2 separate regions of the Homo sapiens genome follow, and region 1 is linked to region 2. Evidence: read pairs that join two places in POLR2A ChIA-PET (ENCODE). Cell type or tissue: Panc1. All regions are shown on one strand. Each heading gives the region's core, and the rest is flanking DNA. Links, peaks and the distances in the headings are about the cores only. Region 1 has its middle 41 kb from the start of ZFAND5. Region 2 overlaps LOC105376080 (a long non-coding RNA gene).

What was found. Peaks named below come from ENCODE experiments on the same cell type or tissue, not always from the same donor. Only the 100,000 strongest peaks of a DNase experiment are listed, where the experiment ranks them.
Region 1: POLR2A ChIA-PET joins it to region 2 with 13 read pairs; 3 of 35 experiments call an interaction of 5 or more read pairs at or near these places.

Annotation. Positions count from the first base shown.
Region 1 is chr9:72,402,069-72,411,138 of GRCh38, forward strand. No RefSeq gene overlaps it. Among named protein-coding and RNA genes, the nearest start is that of ZFAND5, 41 kb to the left of the region's middle. In Panc1, for the core only: no CTCF peak of the experiment used is centred there; no DNase peak of the experiment used is centred there.
Region 2 is chr9:72,487,084-72,496,153 of GRCh38, forward strand. LOC105376080 (a long non-coding RNA gene) reads left to right here. Exons shown (of 3, transcript XR_929925.3): 3 at 1-226. Among named protein-coding and RNA genes, the nearest start is that of TMC1, 30 kb to the right of the region's middle. In Panc1, for the core only: no CTCF peak of the experiment used is centred there; no DNase peak of the experiment used is centred there; H3K4me3 peaks cover 605 bases; H3K27ac peaks cover 3,118 bases.

The DNA of each region.
Region 1 (9,070 bases), core at 684-8,683, 85 kb before region 2:
AATTGCTCTTTTCCTCATTGTCATTTTTTCACTGAGTAGCTACTATTAGGCTAGACATCTAAATTGGATATTTATTTATTTATTTGGGACAGAGTCTCGCTATGTCACCCAGGCTGGAGTGCAATGGCGTGATCTCAGCTCACTGCAACCGCTGCCTCCTGGGTTCAAGCGATTCTTCTGCCTCAGCCTCCTGAGAAGCTGGGATTATAGGCGTGCACCATCATGCCTGGCTAATTTTGTTTGTATTTTTAGTAGAGACGGGGTTTCACCATGTTGACAAGGCTGGTCTTGAACTCCTGACTTTGTGATCCACCCACCTCAGCCTCCCAAAGTGCTGGGATTGCAGGCATGAGCCACCATGCACGGCCTAAGATGGCTATTTTTGTAGGCCAAAAAAAAAAAAGACAATCATAAATAATTATTGAACACATACCATGTACAAAGCAAAGGTTCAATTATATGGAGAAAGAAATTCAAAGGCAGAATATCAAACAACAGCATTTCAAAGGTTCACTCTGTACTGTCTGAGTCTAATTTTCTATTTGTTAACAATGTTTTATCTGGCACCTAACTTTTAAAAATTACTTGTTTGTAAACCATGTAGTGAATTAACCTGACCAAAAAAATTCAGCAAAAAATTTTCTTAAAGTTTGTAGGTTTAAGAAATGAAAAAGTTGTGCAAATGTGTCGAAAAATAGTTAAATGATATGAAAATCCTTAAAATAAAAACTTAAAGTTCTTTTCTTACCACCTGGAGTAAATTGTCTTAACAACTTTTATTTTACTCCAGACCTCTTTTTTTCTTTATTTTGCATATGAAATAAAATCTGCAAGTTTTTTTTTCCCACTCAGAATTACGTCATGGACAATTCTTTTATATACAAACACTTCTGAAATCAAGAAGAGCCAACATGTCTACTCTTAAAGGGCCTTTAAAAAAATCACTTCCCATATTCAATTGCTTTTTAATTGAGTACTTTTCAAAATTAGCCTTCATTATTGTAATTGCCCAAAAACATTAAAAGAAGGCATATATCCTCAAAACACTTTCATTTAAAACCATCTTTTAAAGAACATAAGGTACATGAAGTAACCACGTGATTTTGGCACAGTGGGTTGAAAACAAAACCAAAATAGTTACTCAAATGTTTTATCTATGCTATACCAAATAAGAGCGGACTTAGCATTCTTGAAAAGAACAAACTATGCTCCCAGGGAGCACAGAGGTGCCACGGCTGATAAGAAATAATGTTGGTGTCATCTTAATTCTAGAAAAAAATTAAAAGAACTTGGAATTTCTACATTAGGTTCACCTTCCCTTTAATTTTTTCTTTTTTCTTTTTTTTTTGAGACAGAGGGAGACTCTCGCTCTGTCCCCCAGGCTGAGTGCAATGGTGCAATCTCGGCTCACTGCAACCTCTCCCTCCCGGGTTCAAGCAATTCTCCTGCCTCAGCCTCCCAAGTAGCTGGGATTATAGGCACCCGCCACCACGCCAGGCAATTTTTTGTATTTTTAGTAGAGACAGGGTTTCGCCATGTTGGCCAGGCTGGTCTTGAACTCCTGACCTGAGGTGATCTGCCCCCCTCAGCCTCCCAAAGTGCTGGGTTTACAGGCATGAACCACCATGCCTGGCCTAACTTTTTCTTAAATCTTTGTCATCTTTTACTGCTTATTTGCTGATGAGCACAGGAAATCAAACGAGTAGGTGGCATACAAATTTTAATAGAAAATCTCTGACATAACTCACTGCATTTAGTTTAACAACCTTTTAGTTAAGGTAGAGTATAACATATATATGTGTGTGTATATATATGTGTGTATATATATGTGTATATATGTGTGTATATATGTATATACATGTGTAGATATGTGTGTGTATATATATGTGAATATATATATATATAAAATAGAGTAATATTTTCTGCTAGTAAAAGTTCTGCCAGGGGAAACATAAATATATCGGCATTTTATAGGTTTCCACAAAAAAAATTAAGTTTCCACCATCTAACAAACTTCAGAATACTGTCATGTGGCAGACATTCTGCACTGAAATCAAAATGCTTGCTGTTTCTTCTGAAGTGAAGAAGGAGGTTGCACTGCATGATCCCCCCAAAATCTCTTCTCAGGAACACTTGTTCTTAAATTTGTTTCCTCCATGAGATACAGAAAGAGCATACTATACACCTGTAAATACCAGTTTATTGAGGAACTCAAGTATCAATTCCATTGCTAGCAACGGTGTTTTTTAGGTATCTTTTCTGTATCTTCCAACCTACAGGTATACCCCTAATGAAGTAAAAATAACATGCACATCTGAACACATAAAAATGTAAACCTGATCTTTCCAACTTTAATTATAAAAGTGTTTATTATTTTATTCCTTTATATTGCAAGCTCTATTAGTGAACTTAAAATGTGTGAAATTTGATTTAACTGAAACATCAACATAGCTATTTTAAAGCTCTGTGTACGTGTACCAAAAAATTACAAATTGTAAATAGGATCAGTCTAGGGAAATTCAGGCTTCATTTTCTTATGGTGTGGAAGGTGAACTTGAAAGTCTTAAGAAAACATATGGTTCCTGTTTTCCCACTTCTACATGAACATATTACCAATTGTATAGTGAAAGCTGAAGTATGAATTATTCAAGACAGATTGATGAGATGTGTGGGAACCTTACTTTTTTTTCTGTTGAAATGATTAATAAAAAGGGTTTTAAAATTACCTAAGACAAAATAATGTATATTAAATATATATTATACAATATATTTAATATATGTATTTACATATATTAAAATGCATGATATTCAATATATGTATTTACATATATTAAAATGCATGAAATGTGTTTACATATATTAAAATGCTTGAAATGTATTTACATATATTAAAATGCATGGAATGTGTTCCTTCCCAATTTCTTTGGTCATTTGATATTAGGATCTGCCTGTAGGCTATCTCGTTCACTTTTTTTTTTAAGCTGAAAGAAGGAAAGGTCAAAAATACTCTTAGCATTGCCGAACTGATCAAGTATTGTCACGTTCTGCATTGATAGAAATCTAAGTGGAGTACTGGGTGCTCAACCTGAATCACTGTGAGGCCATTTTATACTGATGAGTGATTTTTATATAGTAGGGGCTCAGAGTGCAAAACTGCATTGTCTCTCCATTTCTACCTTTGGAAAATATTTTAATGATTAACAAAAGTGGTTAAAAAAAACAAAAAAAGGCTTCTACTAATAGATCTGGGAGAATTAAACCAGAGTAGATCATCAGACTATCTCTTTATAAAATATATTAGCCACATTCATTTATTATTAACATGTATTATTTATTTGCACAAAAATACATGTATTCATTGTAAAAAAAATCCAAAACCACAAGTAAACAACACTATCAAATTACCAATGGCACCTGGGGAGATTACCACAATAAATACAATAAATGAATGTATGTAGCAGAATAAGTTGGCCAGCGAATGATCTTTCCTCTCTTCTTAGGTGAAGGAATTATTAGCCTTACATTAAAGGAAATAAAAAGTTGCCAGGTATGAGCTACCAGTGAGCAATTCCTAAATCCACCTGTTGTCCTTGAAAGATCAGTTAGTTCTGGCCACTAAACTTAATGTCTGAGTAGGAGGGTAAGATCAACTCTTTCTTGTGGGAGAGTCTTAAAGGAAGGCTGAGCCCTGAGGGAGGAATAGGGGGAAGAGAAGAGTTTCAGTTCTTAAAGTAGTCAGAAGAGCTCTGACCTGGTCATCAGTAAGACTGAATTTAGATCGTTGCTCCTAACCATTGTGTGACCCGGAGTCGATTATCAATCTCTCTGAGCATCAGTTTTCCTATTAATCAAATGAACGGGTTGAGATAAGGAAAAGTCTAAGGTGGGAAAGAGATTGTGGAAATGTCTAAGACATAGCTTCTACAAATTTAGTTGTAAAAATGGGCCCAAGAAAGAACACTATTTCTAGATTGGGGTGATGGTGGGGGAACGAGGGAGATGAGGATGGAGAGAACCTTAGCAGAGGGCTCAGCTAAAAGTCTGATCTTGTTCAACACCTTCATTCAGGATCTAGAACTAAGCTGCCCAATATGGCAGCCTTTAGCTACATGTGGCTACTTTTGGAATTGAGATGTGCTATAAATGTGAAATACACAATGAATTTTTAAAATAGTACAAAAAATCTAAAATATACCTGTAACAATTTTAAGACGTTGATTAAATGCCAAAACAATAGTTCATTGGATAATTCATTTTACCTGCCTTTTTTTTTTTTTTTTTAGTCAGGGTCTTGCTCTATCACCCAGGCTGGAGTGCAGTGGCACAATCCCAGCTCACTGCAACCTTTGCCTCCCAGGTTCAAGGAATTCTCATGCTTCAGCCTCCTGAGTAGCTAGGAATACAGGTGTGTGCCACCATGCCCGGCTAATTTTTGCATTTTTAGTGGAGTCAGAGTTTCACCAGGTTGGCCAGGCTGGTCTCGAACTCCTGACTTCAAGTGATCCACCCACTTGGGCCCCCCAAAGTGCTGGGATTACAGGTGTGAGCTATGGTGCCTGGCCTACCTGCTTCTTTAAAACTTTTTATTGTGGCAACTAGAAAAATTTAAATTACGTGTATTTCCATTGGATGCTACTGATCTAGGCTCTAATTTTAAGAAAATACACTTTGGGAAAATGTGCAATGAATAATCTCTACATGGATGTGGAAAATGTTGCGATTGTAAGAATGGTGTAGTAGAATGAGTGTCATCAGGAATTTAAATATTAAGTAGATAAGAGAAAAGCAGGAAAATAGGAATGACAACAATACTTGAAGGGGAATAATGATAACAGGTTTGCAAACTACATATGAACCTGAACCTCCGATTGACAAAAAGCAGTTTAGAGCTAGTCTGGTGCAGAGAAACAGGCCAGAGAGTCATGCCTTGTTTGTGGTAGTTGATTCTTTTTAACTGAGCCTGTCTGCACTTGATTTAAGTAAGAAGGTAGGGATGGGAGAGGGGAAATTAACAGGGTATGATTTACAAAGCATGTTTATAGATCTTACAAATTGGCTTCACTAAAGGAAGGAGTTAATACATGTCAATAAATGAGTACAACTACTATAATATGCATAATGGCGTTTGCTAAATAGCAACTCTTCTTCCTGGAAAATTTCCTTTACCTCATACAGATGAATCATTTACTTCCAGAAAATAGTACACTTACTGTAGGCTTAGTTCAATCCTAGTGATTAAATTCGGCTAGCCAAGTCAGGTCAGATTTCATGGTAACATGACAAAAGGGAGAATAAAACTCTAAAAGGACATTGAAAATGTCCTAAACACCATATCCAATGGCTTTTCACAGTCTTCATCCTTCTAAGCTTCAGAGCACCACTTGACAGCAATAACCTTCTCTTTAACATTTTCTTCTCCATTGCCTTCCAGTGATGTGATGTCTGAGGTCTTTTCTTTTCACTCTGACTTGTCCTGACAGGGAAGCAGTATTGATTGAAGAACAAAGGTTTGTGGGTTGTAGTGAGAACTTGGGGTAATAGTTTCTGTAAAGTGTGTAGTAGGTTCTCAATCAATTATAGCTATTAGCTTTTGTTATTACCTTTGACTGAATATTTTCCTTCACCCAAGCCTTACATTTACGTTCTCTGTTCTTCATATACTACAGAATTGTATTTACTTCTTTTGTTTCAAATGTTACCCCTTTATTAATAAACAGCTGCACAATGTCACATCTGAACCTGTCTGTGAATGCATGGTGTAAGTATTTTTATTGTTTTTTTTTTAAGGCCTGGGCAGTGTATGACAGGCAGAAGCTTCTTTCTTCCAAATCTGTGTGCGTCTAAGAGACTCGATGTCACTCCACCTCCCCATTTTTGCCAAGTGCAGCATCACAGATGTGTGTCTGGGTCTTCCTCCAGTCCTTCAGCATTACACTCCCCAGAGCTCTATGAATACAATGGAGGCTGGGATGCCAATACATTCCAGCATGATCTTAGTTTGGTTTCATGTGGGACTTCTAGTGTACTACGACATTCTGATGATGGGTTCAAGGTAACTTTCTATGACTGGCACAAAAATGAGAGAAATTGTGTTATAGCTTTAGCTGTGGGGCTTTGGGCAGGTCATGTCACCTCTCTGGCTTAGTTCCTTTATTTGTAGGATGAGTGATTTAGACTTGATCTCAACACTTTCTCGTGCTAGGATGCTGAGTTTCTTGAAGACAATGGGCACGTAGAGGATAGCAAAGCACATGATATTCTTGAAGCTTTCAAATGAAACAGTGTTGTTCAAGGCAGGATAATGGGAATAGATTGCATTCCCAAAAATGTTCACATTAGGGATTTTTTTTTTTTTTTTTTTTTTTGAGACAGAGTCTTGCTTTGTCCCCCAGGCTGGAGTGCAGTGGTGCAAGCTCCATCTCCCAGGTTCACGCCATTCTCCTGCCTCAGCCTCCCAAATAGCTGGGACTACAGGCGCCCGCCACCATGCCTGGCTAAATTTTTTTGTATTTTTAGGAGAGACGGGGTTTCACCGTGCTAGCCAGGATGGTCTCAATCTCCTGACCTTGTGATCCACCCGCCTCGGCCTCCCAAAGTGCTGGGATTACAGGCGTAAGCCACCACACCCAGCCGGGGTAATTTCAATAGCTATTACGACCACAGGATTGCCATCCCGACAAGCCTCATATACTTGTTACTATTTTTATCACTGAAATGATAATTTATTGGTCATTTTAATCATAAAAGTCCTGCTGATTTTTAGTTTTGTAGATTACATAATGAAAAAAATCTTCTTTATTTATTTAGGCGCCCAGTACATGTTCATTGTAAAAATTTCAAAGAATAGAGAAAATTTTTTTAAAGGCAGTAAAAATCATCCCCAAATTCTGGCCACCTGGGAGTAATAATTTATAAAAATTTGGTTAGTGTTCTAATGTATGTGACCTTACATAAATTAGAACAAACTATTAATGCTGTCTTGTAACCTGCTTTCTTTCTTTGTTTTTTGTTTTTGTTTTTGTTTTTGTTTTTTTGAGATGGAGTCTCACTCTGTCGCCCAGGCTAGAGTGCAGTGACGTGATCTCGGCTCACTGCAACCTCTGCCTCCCAGGTTCAAGAGGTTCTTCTGCCTCAGCCTCCTGAGTAGCTGGGATTACAGGCGTGTGCCACCATGCCTGGCTAATTTTTTGTATTTTTAGTAGAGACGGGGTTTTGCCATGTTGGCCAGGCGGGTCTCAAACTCCTGACCTCAGGTGATCTGCTTGCCTTGGCCTCCCAAAGTGCTGTGCATTTGGCCTATAACCTGCTTTCTGAAAAAGTTTTTGGTATATTGTAGATATCTTTCTTCAGTAGTGGCCATTGATTTAGAATCATCTTTTGTAATAGCCATATTCCATTGTCTGGTGGATCCATAATATATACCATTATATATTTATTTATTCCTTTCATGATGGATATTTAAGTTATTTCTAATTTTCCACTATTATAGATAGAACTGTGATGAACATCAAGTCATATCAAAGCTTACAAACATATTGAAACACGCTTATTTTGAAATAAGAGCAGAGTTATTTTGTTAGGCAATTAAGAGGCAGTCAGTAAATATACTTTGATAATGATTGTCCCTGCGATGCCCTAATTCCTGATTTGCAATAGATTAATGCACTGTCACCATTATTTTCCAAAAGGTTAGAAACTTACACTTAATCACTGTAACTAAAAATTAATTTTATGCTATTAGAAATGATAAGGTAATACAAAGTATCCTTTCCCCAGCTGAAACTATTATAGTTATTTCTAATTCAGCCAGCCCTTATGAAAATAATAAAACATGTATTGGCTTCTTATCTCATTTGAATATGAAGGTTTATTGTCATTCATGTTAAATGTTGTTTTTTTTTTTGTTTTGCTTGAGTTAATAATACCTCAGAGTTGGACTAACACCATCTCCTTTTGTTAATCATCGACTGCCAAAAATTCAAAATCCCAAGCAGATTGAAGGAACAGTATAAAGTAATTTTCAGAGGTTTATTTTGGGAATGAATTTACAGAATATTTGCTTTTTTATCCTAGTACCTCATACAGTGCCTCGGACATAGTGGGCACTCAATAAATATTTATTGAAGAATGAATGAATGAAGCACATTCAATTTGTGACTTAAATAATGGTGAATATCTGAACCAATGGGGCCAACTATTTCTACAACTAAAATAATCCATTGGGGTTACCACAGAATTGACTTTCTACACTTAGAAATAAGGTGAATGTTTTCCACTAAACATAACTCACCAGTTTTATCATTCTTAATATTCATTGTTTATAGAGGGAGTTGGAAAACTGTCTCCTGCGGGCAAAGTCCAGCCTGCTGCCTATTTAGTACAACATGTGTGCTAAGAATAATTTTAAAAATATTTTTAAATGGTTGAAAACAATCAAGAGAAGAATAATATTTCATGGCAGGTAAGAATTATATAAAATGTAAATTTACTGTCTGTAGAGAAAATTTCACTGGAATCCTACCATGTTCATTCTTTCATGTATTGATGAAATTTCATGTTTTATGGTTGAGTTACAACAGTGGCATTGAGTAGTGACCCACAAAGCCAAAAATATTTACTGTCTGGCCTTTTACAAAAAAATTTTTGCCAACTCCTAGTTTTGACCCAAAACTGTTTCTTGGGGACAGGGATGCATTTTGAGTTACCAGCATTATCGAATGCTAGAGTGACAGCAACCTTGGCAAAGGCAAGTCAAGGCAGTATGTCTGTTTTGTTAACTACTAGAAAATCGTAGTGGTAGTATATTCTCTTTTCTTTTTTATCATCTCTGATTGAGGAGACCAGTCTCTTTTTTTGAGATGGAGTTTCACTATTTTTGCCCCTGCTGGAGTGCAATGGTGGGATCTTGGCTCGCTGCAACTTCTGCCTCCTGGGTTCAAGTGATTCTCCTGCCTCAGCCTCCCAGGTAGCTGGGATTACAGGTTCACGTCACCACACGAGGCTAATTTTGTATTTTTAGTAGAGATGAGGTTTCACCATGTCAGACAGGCTGGTCTCAGATTCCTGACCT
Region 2 (9,070 bases), core at 310-8,309:
TCCAGAAGGCCATGTATGCTCTGAATTAGTGTCCAATATATGGTACTGTTTCTCCCATAGCCAGGATTCACAGGTCCAGGAATCAGGGGATGGAAGTGGAGGTGGCACCACTCAACATCACCCCTAGTTATCCACCAGCAAAATTTTTGCTACCTGTTCCCATGACATTATGTTCTGCTGGCCTAGAGGTCTTAGTTCCAGAGGAAAGAACGCTGCCACCAGGAGACACAACAACGATTCCATTAAACCAGAAGTTAAGATTGCCACCTGGACACTTTGGGCTCCTCCTACCTTTAAGTCAACAGGCTAAGAAGGGAGTTACAGTGTTGGCTGGGGTGATTGACCCTTACTACCAAGATGAAATCAGTCTACTACTCCACAACAGAGGTAAAGAAGAGTACACATGGAATACAAAAGATCCATTATGGCATCTCTTAGTATTGCTATGCCTTGTGATTAATGTCAATGAGACACTACAACAGTCCAATCCAGGCAGGACTACAAATGACCTAGACCCCTCAGGAATGAAGGTTCGGGTCACTCCACCAGGAAAAAAGCCACTACCTGCTGAGGTGCTTGCTGAAGGCAAAGGGAATACAGGATGGGTAGTAGAAGAAGGTAGGCATCAATACTAGCTATGACCATGTGACCAGCTGCAGAAACGAGGACGGTAATTGTCATGAGTATTTCCTCCTTCTTTTGTTAAAAACATGTTTGTGCATGTACACACTTGCACTAAGAAAATATCTTCATTTTATTTCCTTTTCCTTTATCACGTGACATAAGACTTATTGACTTCATATCAGCATTTAAGTATTGCTAACTTTATGTAATAGTATTTTGGGTTTGGGATTGGTGCATTTCTGGTTGTACAAAGGACAGTTGTATTATGTTAGGTGTAATTATGAGCTCGCTCATTATTGTCTTTATTTGAAGATTATGTATGATCTCAGGAGATTTGTATGGGTTCAAGTTGACAAGGGGTAGACTTGTGTTGTTTAATACTAAGTGTCAACTTGATTGAAGGATACAAAGTATTGATCCTGGGTGTGTCTGTGAGGGTGTTGCCAAGAGATTAACATTTGAGTCAGTGAGCTGGGGAAGGCAGACCCATCCTTAATCTGGTGGACACAATCTAATCAGCTGCCAGTGAATATAAAGCAGGCAGAAAAATGTGAAAAGGAGAGATGGGTCTAGCTTCCCAGGCTACATCGTTCCCCTGTGCTGGATGCTTCCTGCCCTCGAACATTGGATGCCAAGTTCTTCAGTTTTGAGACTTGGACTGGCTCTCCTTGCTCCTCAGCTTGCAGACAGCCTATTGTGGGACCTTGTGATCATGTAAATTAATACTTAATAAACTCCTCTTTTTATATATATATATCTCATATATATATATATATCTCATATATATATATATCTCATATATATATATATATATATGTATCTATAGCCTATTAGTTCTGACTCTCTAAGAGAATCCTGACTAATACAGTTAACCATTTTTATTATTTAGTAAAACAATAAAAAATTGACATTCTTTGTTTTGTCTGTCCCTCCCATTCTTCCTTTCCCAAAAAACTATTGGTCCATGAGATCCAAAATATTCAGATCTATTCAACTAAATGTTATGGTTTCTAGGAGCATGGCCCATGCTTTAATGTTTCTTTTAAGCATATAATATTATGTAAACAGCTGCTCAAATGTTCTGATAAAGTGCTTGTTTCAATTTATTGTCCCAGTTTCTTCTAAGCCTGTTGGTATACCTGCATGGCTAAATGCAATATGTCTCTACAGTGACATGAATAACATATTTATGCATATATATTTACTTAATACCATTTGGTAAGTGTTAATTAAATATCAACTCTCTCAAAATTTAAAATTTCCATTGTAAATTTTTTTTAAAAAATATTTTCTTTAACAAATGATCAAGAGTAATGCTATAAGAACAACAACAAAAATGCAAACTGGGAAAAATCTCCCCTGAGGCTCAGACAATCTGCTGCCTTTTGGTATAATTCACTCAGGGATAAGAAGATCTTAGAAAATGCATGATAAAGAATAGACAACAAACAGTAAATACTCTGGTTGAATTTAATTAGCAGTGATCTTCATGATACTAAAGTGATTGTTTTTTAAACATCTCTGTCCCTGACAATTAGCCACGGTGAAGAAGGCGGCAATAACTGTCTAAAAGGTAAGCACTGTGGCTTCAAGGTAACACAGCAGAAGCTAAGAAAGGTGCTTTCCGCAACATTTAGGCTGTTCTACAAAGAAGTATGGGAGCATGGAAATGGAAAGGTAGAAACAAAGGAATCAGAGTTGTAAGTGTAGAAATGCACCTTTGGAGAGAAGGAGGATATTTCCTTCTCCTTTTCCACTTTTATAATCCTCAGTTTTGTTTTGTTGTTGTTGTTTTTGAGACAGTCTCACTCTGTCACCCAGGCTGGAATGCGGTGGTGCAGTCTCAGCTCACTGCAACCTCCACCTTCTGGGTTCAAGCGATTCTCCTGCCTCAGCCTCCCATGTATCTGGGTTTACAAGCGCACGCCACCACGCGTGGCTAACTTTTGTATTTTTAGTAGAGATAGGGTTTCACCATGTTAGTCAGGCTGGTCTCGAACTCCTGACCTCCTGATCTGCCTGCCTCGGCCTCCCAAAGTGCTGTGATTACAGGCGTGAGCCACTGCGCTTGGCCTTTTTTTTTTTTTTTTTTAAATGCCTGTTTTCTATACAAAATCTACATCCAAAACTCCTTTAGGCTATATTTTTTTCAAGGCTGAAGTAAGGGAGTAATCCTAATTTCTTTCACAGATTTCAATTTCAGCTACTATATGAATCACAGGCTGGGCAGATTAGAAATTTATGAGGAATAATCCAAATGGCAGAATCTTGAGAGTAATTCTTGTTTGAAGCACAGATCTTTTTCTTTTACATTTTCCTTATATGAGTTTTAAATTTCTTGAGTAAGGTAGTGAGAAATTTCTTGAGTAAGGTAGTGTGGGGAAAATGGGGACATTATTTCTGAGATTTTATTAGGATAGCAGAGAGGCACAGGTGCATAGCATAATTATCCTATCTACACTCAATTTCATTGCCAAGTAGGGCCAGTTGGTGCTTCTAAGGATTCCTCTTGACTGACAGATCACAGAAACTTGACCACTGAGGCATGAGGCATGATAGGGCGACCACTCTTGTTTCCAAAATGTGAAAGAAGCCCTAAAATTTCAAGGGGAGCAGCTGAATTAATATTACTAGGGAGGTACAAAACTTCCTAATGAAAGTGTTTTCAAGGCTCCTCTTCAGCTGACATATGTCACAGCCTGACAGGTTCTTTTTGCCTGCTTCCCAGAAATACCAATGCACTAAGAACGGCAGGTATTGCAGCAAAGAGAGTTTAATTTGCAGGGCCAGCCAAGTGGAAGGACAGGAGGTATTTCTCAAATCTGCTTCCCTGAGAATTAAAAAGCTAGTTTTTTTCTTTTCAGAGTCTAGCTCTATTGCCTAGGCTGCAGTACAGTGGTGTGATCTTGGCTCACTGCAACCTCTGCTTCCTGGGTTCAAGTGATTCTCCTGCCTGAGCCTCCCATGTAGCTGGGATTACAGGCACCTGCCACCATTGGCTAATTTTTTAATTTTTTTGAGTAGAGACAGGGTTTCAACATGTTGGCCAGGCTGGTCTTGAACTCCAGACCTCAAGTGATCCACCCACCTTGGCCTCCCAAAGTGTTGGGATTACAGGCATGAGCCACCATGCCCAGCCAAGGCTAGGGTTTTTTTTTAAAGGGTACTTTGGTAAGCAGGGGCTGGGAAACTGAAACAATTGATTATCTGGGGAAGAAATCACGGGGGTGTTTAAAACTGCCTTTGTGTAGTTGAGTTAGTTCCCAAGAGGGGGTCTGAGGACCAGATGGCATCACTTGGTCTACCAAAATGCTAAATTTGGAAAAGATCTCAAAGACCAGTTCTGTAGGTTTCACAATATTGATGTTATCTATAGGAGTAGTTGGGGAAATTATAAATCTTACAACCCCTGATTACGTGACTCTGGAGTGGTAAGCAACTAATAGAAAAGCAAGCTAAGCAATGGCAGGTCATTGTTTATGCCTATTCTTTAGCAAAGTTCAAGTTCTTCCCATAATTCTAAACTTGTCTTACAAATGCAGCTTCAATCTGTGAACAAGGAGATGTTCAGTTTCCTATGTCTCTAAGTTTAAGTTTAATAAACTAAATTTATCTTGGCTTCAGTGCTAGAATAAGCAAAAAAAAAAAAAAAAAGATTAGTCTGTGAGGTTACAAATAAGATGGAGTCAGTCTAGAAGCAAGATGGAGTCAGTCATGTTAGATCTCTCTCATTACTTATAATTCTTCAAAAATGATTTCACTTCAACTTCAGGACCTTCACCATGATCCATAAACATTATCATTCTATCAGTAGGCTTTACCTATATTTCATCTTAAAAATAAGAAAGTTGAAAAAGACGATTATGGCAACTTTAGCAATAGTTCGCTATGAAAGCTACTTTTCAGGAAGAGAAAATAACACTACTTCATACCAGAATAACTCTTGTTTATATGGTGCAAATATGGTGCACGATGTGTGGATTTTGATCAAATGCATCTTTGTGTATGCTTTCTACCCTCCCTTAATTTTGTATTAGTTGGGGTTGGGAAGGTAATATTCACCTGACCTTGGGTGAATATCTGGGCTATTCTCATGTCTTTTCTGTTTAGTCAGGTAAAAAGCAGTCCTACAATCATTTTAAGTCACAGACACAGACCTAATTCAGTCTTAACACTGTCCAGCTCCATGCAAGGTCAGAACTCCAAATACAACTTGATATCAATTCTCCCCGCCTAGCTATGTCCTGTTTTAGTCTGAAGCCTGCAGTAGAAGAAGAGGTGAGTTTGTCTCTTCTTCCTCCTTCTCGCTTCCTGCTCACCACTTTCCTAGGCTCAAAAGCAGGGTTGGGAGAGGAGAAATAAAGGGATAGAACCATTGTCACTTGGTGAGGTAACTTTGGCTCTCTGACCTGGCAGATGGTTAAAGACAGTCCCCCTTAGAGATCCTGGCTGCAAAGACATGGAAGAAAAATGGACTCTCTCCTATGTGGCAGTTTCAGGGGCTCTTCCCTTGCTGGACTTCTCTCTCCCGTAGTTCATTTTTACCTCCAGGGAAAATTTTTCCCTTCCCTTCCCTTCCCTTCCGTTCCCTCCCCTCCCCTTCCCTCCCCTCCCTTCCCCTCCCCTCCTTCTTTGCTTTCTGTCTCTCCTTCCTTCCTTCTTTCGTTTCTTTTCTTTCTTTCTTTTTTTTTTTTTGTTTGTTTTTTTTGAGACGGAGTCTCGCTCTGTCACCCAGGCTGGAGTGCAGTGGCGCGATCTCGGCTCACTGCAAGCTCCGCCTCCTGGGATCACTCCATTCTCCTGTCTCAGCCTCCCGAGTAGCTGGGACTACAGGCGCCCGCTATCACGCCAGGCTAATTTTTTGTATTTTTAGTAGAGACGGGGTTTCACCGTGTTAGGCAGGATGGTCTCGATCTTCTGACCTCGTGATCCACCCGCCTCGGCCTCCCAAAGTGCTAGGATTACAGGCGTGAGCCATCGCACCCGGCTTCTTTCTTTCCTTCCTTCTTTCTTTCTTTCCCTTTCTCTTTCTTTCTTTCTTTCTTTCTTTCTTTCTTTCTTTCTTTCTTTCTTTCTTTCTTTCTTTCTTTCCTTCTTTCTTTCTTTTCTTTCTTTTTCTTTCTTTTCTTTCTTTCCTTCCTTCCTTCCTTCCTCCCTCCCTACCTTCCTTTCCTTCCTCCCTCCCTCCCTCCCTCCTTCCTTCCTTCCTTCCTTTTTTCTTTTTGATGGAGTCTCACTCTGTCACCCAGGCTGGAGTGCAGTGGCATGATCTAGGCTCACTGCAACCTCCACCTCCTGGGTTCAAGCAATTTTCCTGCCTCAGCCTCCTGAGTAGCTGGGATTATAGGTGCGAGCCACCACACCCAACTAATTTTTGTGTTTTTAGTAGAGACGGGGTTTCACCAGGTTGGTCAGGCTGGTCTCGAACTCCTGACCTCGTGATCTGCCCACCTCAGCCTCCTAAAGTGCTGGGACTGCAGGCATGAGCTACTGAGTCTGGCTGGAACCCAGCCTCTTTCTACTGAGGTCACCTCACACCTCCATGTGGCCCGAATTGATAGGACACAGGAGTAACAGAGGCCAATCTCTCTCTCAGGTAGCTTACTCTAGTCAACAGGAAACATCCCGTATCTCTTGTGCAGGCAAATTTGGAGTGAGCAATGTAGTCCCAATACAGTAGCTTCCCCTTAGATCTACCACGAAAGTGACTGCTCAGGCCATCTCTTACTTCCAGATTTCCCCAGGTGGACCATCCACTCTCTACCTTAAATGCCTCTGGTGGGAGTCAGGCAACGGTCTTGTGTTACTCCCAACTATAGGAAACATATTTGGAATTATGCTCACCTCTCTAAGCTTGAGGTGAGAAAAATATGGGAGAGATGGACAGGTGGGGGTTGGCGACCTTGAGCATGCCGGCACCTCTCTCCTCTTAACCCTGATTTAAAAAAAAAAATCATTTGTCTGCTTGAGGAACCCAACTGGCATGCAAAAGGTTCTCAGAGGTCATTTTTCTATAAAACTGCAACATTTTCTTTGTATTTGGGGCAGGTTGTGTCTCATGCTTACTTTTTTGACTGCAATATTAGCATCCTAAGAAACAAAAGCAGGAAGAATCCAGTTCTACCATCTTGTTGCCAATGTTTTACGGTTCACAAGGTTTACAATCCCATTGTTTCAGTTGTTTCTTACTGTATCATGAAGTAAGCCCCAACAAACAGATTTGCCACCCCCTTTTTTTTGCTAGTGAGTTTGAAAAGGTCAAATGACATGCATTCACATGGCTTTCATGGAAACTATGTATTTGATTTCTGAACTCCTTAAAGGACCTTGTTATGTTCATATTTCTATCCATAGCCCTTAGCACATAGTAGACAATAAATAGAATTTATTTATGTAATCAATGCATCCAGGACTCCTAATGCTGAGGCAAGTCCTTTCTTCACTGTAGACAAATTTGCTCCCAGAGAACTGGTCTGACTTTTGACCTTCACAGCAACACAACCTCTGTAATCCCCTTACATTCCAGGCCCTTTTCAATTTAAGGCTAATCCTGGATCCATGGATTTGGCTCTGAGTAAATCAAAGATGTCCAAAGCAGATTAGCTCTGTGAGTGTTATTATGGTCCATTCTCCCTTTAGTTTGTAACAATCAACATTTATTGAGTGCCTTTTATGTGACAGGTGCTGTATGAACTATGAGAGAGAAAAATATAAATAAGAAAAATTTCCATGTCTTGCAATCCACCCCAGAAAATACCTGAAAGAAAACTGTGGAATTTAAGGCATCTTTTGTAAATACATGAAGTTCCAGATAGTTTTATCTGAGGCTTTTATGCGATATAGTAATTTATGAGATTACCTGAGTGGTAAACCTGCATGCCTATAGGGTCTGGCAGGTAACAGACATGACTAAAGTGGATCAACTCAAGATTGTGGTGAACTAGAGAACAGCTGTCCTATTTATGGGTAGCAAGAGGTACTCAACTCTAGCTGAAGTGAGCAAAGGAATTTAGATATTCTGTTATTTTTATTTATTTATTTATTTATTTGAGACAGAGTCTTGTTCTGTCACCCAGGCTGGAGTACAATAGCACAGTCTCAGCTCACTGCAACCTCCACCTCCCAGGTTCAAGCGATTCTCCTGCCTCTGCCTCCCGAGTAGCTAGGATTACAGGCACCCGCTACCACGCCCAGCTAATTTTTGTATTTTTAGTAGAGACAGGGTATTGCCATGTTGGCCAGGCTGGTCTCGAACTCCTGACCTAAGGTGATCCACCCGCCTCGGCCTCCCAAAGTGCTGGGATTACAGGCGCGAGCCACTGCATCTGGCCAGAAATCTGGATATATTTAAATGTAAATTTTCTCCATCTGAAAACATAGGTGGGCCAAATAATATATCTGTGTGTTGCCAGGATCAACCTTTGCCCTAGAGTGATTCTGGACCTATTTTTTTTCTCCTCATTCCACCCCTACTTTCTCTTTTCTTGGGATGTGGCTTGGGACTGAAATATACTGGAGATAAGGAAGGAAGATCAGGGATTGCTGTTCAACCTCTTTCACTTTCATTGATATTTATCAAAAGAAGAGAGCTGTGTGCATTTCACAACCCTCAGAGAATAGAGAGAACTTGTGTTTAGAACTATGTTTAGCTTTTATACAACTGAAAAATAAAATTCTTCCTTTAAGCAAACCTGCAAAGGACTTTACACCACAGTCTTACGTTTACCATATATGTATATCCATTAAGTGCATATAAATCTGAAGGTACGTTCTTAGTGAGCAACTGCTACCTGGTTGTCATGCTAATGACTATTAGTATGTTATAAGCCATGATGATAAGCAATTTACACACAGGGTTTTTTTCTTTTAGGAGCCATTGTCCCTCTGTTTTAGATTCCCCTTCCCACATTGATCTTATGGATGTCAGTGGCTCTGGACTTGTATTTACTATTGCAGATAGTGTGATACTTCCACTTAACCAGTTGCTTATTTTAGAGCTATCTTGGGTCTGGATGCAAATATTTAGTACCTGTAAGTATTAACAACCTGTGTTTAATCTTTTAGCTTGCTTTGGGGGAAGGGAAGTTTTTTTGTTTTTGTTTTTTTTTGAGACGAAGTCTGGCTCTGTTGCTAGGCTGTAGTGCAGCGGCCCGATCTTGGCTCACTGCAACCTCCGCCTCCCGGGTTCAAGTGATTCTCCTGCCTCAGTCTCCTGAGTGGTTGGGACTACAGGCATGCACCACCATGCCCAGCTAATTTGGAAAGTTTTAATTTTCTACTTGGTACTAGGTGAGAAGGTACACATTTTCTGGAACACTGAGCCATAATTGTGTGTGTGTGTGTGTGTGTGTGTGTGTGTGTGTGTGTGTGATTAAATTATTTGAGCTATAGCTTCAAGATTCCAAGAAATTCTGATATCAGATATTAACAATAAACAAATTGCAAG